2 separate regions of the Mus musculus genome follow, and region 1 is linked to region 2. Evidence: chromatin contacts called from ENCODE Hi-C data. All regions are on one chromosome and are shown on one strand. The core of a region is the stretch at or near the end of the contact, and the rest is flanking DNA. Distances in the headings are between cores, read along the strand shown. Region 1 has its middle 13 kb from the start of 1700016G22Rik. Region 2 overlaps Gm35330 (a long non-coding RNA gene).

Evidence for each region. Hi-C counts contacts between places; a loop is a spot of excess contacts on that map.
Region 1: a loop to region 2 is called in a map of heart, with 2.2 times the contacts of the local background. The contact joins two enhancer-like sites. A Hi-C loop is called at or near these places in 4 of 37 maps with a recorded cell type or tissue (T-helper 2 cell, adrenal gland and heart).

What each region holds. Positions count from the first base shown.
Region 1 is chr13:5,843,876-5,846,575 of GRCm38, forward strand. No RefSeq gene overlaps it. Among named protein-coding and RNA genes, the nearest start is that of 1700016G22Rik, 13 kb to the right of the region's middle. Within about 2 kb of position 1,436, at least 1 of the 3 ENCODE cell types and tissues checked has a DNase peak (open chromatin) inside an H3K27ac peak, as active enhancers do.
Region 2 is chr13:5,712,155-5,714,854 of GRCm38, forward strand. The region is part of intron 1 of Gm35330 (a long non-coding RNA gene); the gene reads right to left. Among named protein-coding and RNA genes, the nearest start is that of Gm35330, 11 kb to the right of the region's middle. Within about 2 kb of position 1,268, at least 2 of the 3 ENCODE cell types and tissues checked have a DNase peak (open chromatin) inside an H3K27ac peak, as active enhancers do.

The DNA of each region.
Region 1 (2,700 bases), core at 186-2,685, 130 kb after region 2:
TAAGACTGAAAGTGGTCTCAGCACAGCTCTGAAAGCTAAGGATTTAAGAAGTCTTTTGAATTCCTTATCAGTTAACAATTGATGTATGGTAAAGGTCAATTCTCTGAATGCAAAACCCTGACCACCAAGGAGGGAGCCTGAAGGGCTAGGACGAAGTGGAGATAAGTACAGGATTGAACCGGTTCTGTTGGAGGCAAAGCAGGAAATGAGTAGCCTGGTTGAAGCTCTGCCTGTAAACTCTTGGTAAATGGAAGTAATCCATGGTAGTCTTAGCATTTCTTCCATTCTTCATGGGACTGCTTCTGTCTGCTGATGAGGGACCACACCATTTAAATGGACTGAAATCAAACTATTTCTCTATCCCCAAATAGTAGCTTTGAGACTGGGAATAATCTGTGTCTGTGGCCATGGACAGAAGATGGGCCACCTTTTTAGAAAGAGTTTTTTTTCCCCAATATGAGCATCACCCTCCCCTAGGAGAATGTGGGACTAATCCAAGGGTGTTGGAAGTTACATAGCAACTAATTCTTCAACGGTGTTTATGAAACGGAAGCCTAGCAACTCATGGAGGAGTCAGATCCACAGGATCTCAGTCCATGAGGCTTACAGTTACAGTTGTAACTGATTCAGAGGTGGTCACATGTTGCTCACCCAGAAAGTAACCCCGGGGCTGCAAGTAACAGGAAAACAGCCATGCCCATTTTATTCATATTTTATAACCTACAGTAAACATTTACTTAGCAATTCCACCCTGTCTATCACCGCCTTAGACACTTATGCAGAACTTAGAGTCATACTGAATGCCAATATGATGTTAATTATTGCAACCAAAAGAGGCCTGTATCGTTAGACTCTGATGAATTTTTAAGATACACTGGAGGGGAAATTGAGTCATAATATAATTCTCTATGAGGGTTTGAAAGTGTGATCCTTAAGATCCTTCTGCTCTGTGTGACAAGCAATACGATTTTTAAGCTCAGACAAAAGTGGGTGTCTTTTGGTTTAGGGTTCTCTTTTCACCAGGAAATCCCCTCTTCTAATAGGATTCTTTTTGTTTTGCTTTAATCCTTAATCTAGGGGGAATGTCCCATCCCTGTGAGTCATCAGAATGGCTTCTCACAGGTAAGACCTAGAAAATTCCTGAAATGCTTCCCCTGATACTGAGAAACGTACTCAAGTCAATTGAGAAAGACATTAAAGGGGTCTGATGAGAAATCTAAATCCTGTGCCTCCTACCCTTTGCGGGGATGTTGCCTGAACCATGAACAACGTTTCCTGGATTCTAGAAACAGGCACATAGTTTGGAATCTGCAGCTGCTGGACAACACCAATTGGGAAAAATAGTAGCACAAAGGCAATAGATAGCCATCTCGCCTTGAAGACGCTGACTCATGCAGATGAGTCATTTACAATCGGCATGGCGACGGGTCTCAGCGGGACCAACTCAGAGAACACTGTGCGCTGAGCGCTGACCATGTAAACAGTGCAAACTCCCTCTTGTGATTCTAGGAAAAGAATCTTAGAACCTTTAGACAAAGAAATCAGAGAGGAGTGTGGCTGCTGTGTGGGTCACACCAGCAAATCCAGGCAACATCCGGACCTTACCATTCTCAGTTCTGATATCCGCTGGCACTGGAGCCCAGAGCTCAACATTTGGGTAAACATTCCACACTGGAGTGAACTACCTTGGTGACCTGAGTAAATTATGAATTCCCAAGACAGAATTACGGTGTCATCGAGTGTGACTGTATGTAGCTGGGCATACATTCATTTCCCCACTCAGATTAGCTATAGCATAAATAATACAGAAGCACCAACCAGAGCCAAAGGTGCTCACTGGAAGGTTCTTTTCTGGTATTAAAATAATGAGTGTACGCTCCTTAAGAACCTTCTAGCAACATGTACAAATAAAGCCACACACAGTGACAAACTGTGCTGCTTGGAGTTTAGCTGATGACATCCTTGTTATTGAAACAGGAAATGACTCAGCCTGGGCTAGACCAGAAAAGATCATATATTATATTCCGTTTTGTTGGCTCGTTTGAAAAAAAAAAAAAAAACCTACCGCAAGGCAACCATGCTTGTTTTCAGGTTTTTAATTTATGCATTCTAGCAAATAAGAAAGAATTTCTTGATAAGCCATTATTAAAATGTTGCAAAACAGGTTTTTCACAAATGTTAGGATCAAATGACTGCTATAAGCTATAGAAGATATGTTTACTATTTTTAAAGGGGATGGGTTAGGGTATTGGAGTCCAGATAGAAAACCTCTCAGCCCTAAATACTAACATTTCTATACTTAGCCGGAGCCTGGTCTGTTTAGATAAACTGATTTTGAACATAATTTTATGTTTATTGCTTTTTTGACTGCATTATGTCTGTGTGAGAGTGTCAGAAGCCTGGAACTGGAGTTACAGATGGGTCTGAGCTGCTATGTGAAGGGTCAATGCTCTTAACTGCTGAGCCATCTCTCCAGACCCTCGATAAACTTTCAAAAAATATTTTAATTAAAATATATCACTTCCCTCCTTCCTTTACATCTCTCAAACTCTTCTTTTCTAACCCATTCAGTCTCAAATTGATAACCTCATTTATTTTGTTTTTGTTGTTACATATGTACGTGTATATACACAAAAACATAAATATAACCTTATATATAATTCTTAACACATTACTAAATACTAGAGTTTTACTAAAATT
Region 2 (2,700 bases), core at 18-2,517:
GCTCAATTTTGGAGGCCAATTAGACGCCTGGGTCTCACTCCAAGGAAATAAACTACTTATACAGAATCATAAATAAGGCTCTGAGGCAGTGAAGCAATCAGTGTGTAGAGTACTTCCCTCAAGCGTGAAGACCTGAATTAGATATCCAGAACTTACATAAAAATCTCTCATGGAGGCTGCTGTTCTAGGTAGGTAGAGACAGGAGGCTCCCTGGGGCTTTCTTGCCAGACAGTCTGCTTCCAGGTCCAATGAGAGACCTGTCTCTATAAAATAAGGGGAAAGTGACGAGGGAACACAACCTCATAGATTTCTAATCTCTACATGCTCACATAGGCACATGTACAGGCACAAATTTGTGCATACCTCCAAACATGCACACAAACACATACACACATACCACACACACACACACACACACACACACACACACATACACATACACACACACACACACACACACACACACACACACACACACACACTAAATAGAATCCTAACAAAGTAGGAGGTGCCTCATAGTATTGCAACTGAATATGGCACCTTTGGTTGATATCCCTGGGAGGCCTGCCCTCTTCGGAAGGGAAATGGAGAAGTAGATCTGGAGAAGGGAAAGGAGGGAAGACTGGGTGGAAGGGGGAAATAAATGAGATATATGAGAGAATAGTACTACTAGTAGCAGTAATAGTAATAATAAAAATAATAAAGAACATATTTTTCTTTGCGTTTTATAAACAACATACAGAATACATCATACTCAAAAAATGTAGGCATGGATGGGTATCTCTGAATTTATTTTAAAAGGGCCTATTGATTCTTTCTTAAGCACTCTGGCCAGTCCTTATCAACATAACACAGCATCTCAAGGCTAAGGCTCTTATCTCTACTCCTGGTTAGAGTTTACATTCAAAACCAAACCCAACCAACCAACCAACCAAACAAACAAACAACAACAAACCACTGGGCAACATAAAAGCTGGTACTTTGAATTTATCACTGGGCTTCTCTGAATCAGTGGCAAAGGAAACCAATAAAATGCCTAAGTGGGGTTAATGGGATCTTAGCAGACAAACCCATCATTTGTGTATTCTCCATGCTACAGTGGGTTGGAGAGAGCACTTCATAGTTGGCTGACTCCCCACTTCTGTTCCTGTTAGAATTTTGGTCTTAGAGTAAACTTACACCCATTCCTTAGTGCCCTGGTTCAGGTTGTCTTGGCCTTTTTATTACGGGTCGTGTTTACCAAAGGTTTACAACTTGGCTGTAAACACCAGTTGGCACCAAAACCGGAAAGTTGGCATGAGGAGGTTTGGCATAAACATTGCCCGGAAGCACTTTTTTCTCTCTCTCTAAATCTGAGAAAAACAGGCTAGGGTCATTTTCAAGTTATTTATGTTATTCATGCATAAATAAAAGCGAAGCCTGACAGCATCAAACAGTTGTTGGCTTTTGCAGGCCTCAAAAATAGATTTTATCCAAGAAAAGTAACATTTGGTAAACAAATACTCAGTGACAGGCTGTTAAAAAAAATAAAGGGAGGGGGAAAAGGTGTCATGGGATGGATTAAATAGTAAGAGAAGAGAGAAGGTTTCAAGAACCATTTTTTATGTCAGAGAACAGAGTCAAGAAAGTTATTGTTAAACGGAGAAATTTCTACAGACTCAAAATTATAAATAAGCACAATGTAAGCTTTCAAGTAGATTTTATTAAGATCCAGAGGGCACATCATCCAAGCATACAAAGTAAACAATATAGAATGATCTCAGGGGATAGAAATAAATGATTTTTAAGTATGCATTCTAAAAGCAATGGAATGTTTAAAGCATTTTAAAACTCAAGGAGAGAGGGAGAGGAGTGAGTAATGAATTAACACATGCTGATGTTAAAAGTCTTTTAAAAGAGTTAGTTGTCAGTGTTCAAAGTCTCCTCTTGTCTTCCTTTTATTAAATTGTTTAGAAATGCAATTTGTAAACTATAAACTTCGGCAGCTTGTAGCTGTATGCTAAAGAGAGAAAGTGATGGTGTCAACTGTTCCCTAAAGATCGTCTTTCTGGCAAACTTAAAAGTCAGCCTTGACGTCAAGTGACCCTGGACAAGAGTCTGCATTGAGTTCTGCGAAGTGTGGGCAGAAAGGACTTTCACTCTGGAAACCCTACCAGGGAGGAAGGACTGAAGAAACCGTTTAGGGAAAAAGAAAAGCAAGCCAAGTCAAACAGAAAGTAAAAATAAGTCAGTGGGGAAAGAATGTCAACTGCAGAAGAACGTAGCCTGTCTGCTGCAGCTCGCGTTCTGGAACACGTGTTCTTTCGGCAAGGAAGCGTTTTCCTCAGCTTGTTTTGGTTGCTCTTCGCAAGTGAGGTTGGAGCTATTGTTACGGCTCAAGTCAGGGACAGTTACATCTGGTGGCCAAAGCTGTATACTACCCATTACAGAAGGTAACTTTAGACACACTGGGCAGAGAAACAGAATAGTGCCATTCCATAATAGAATTAACCCTATGAACAGCCCGTAGACATAAGCCAAGACATCCGATCCGTATATTTCAATGCCAATTCAAGATGAAAAACGTTTCCGGGACTCATTTCAAATGTTTGCCTCCCTGGAACTACCTAGGTCAACTTCATCTACAACTACATCTAGAATATGATAAATGTTCCTGATGTGTGCTGCTTCAGATAGAGTCTATAAATCAGTTTACTTACC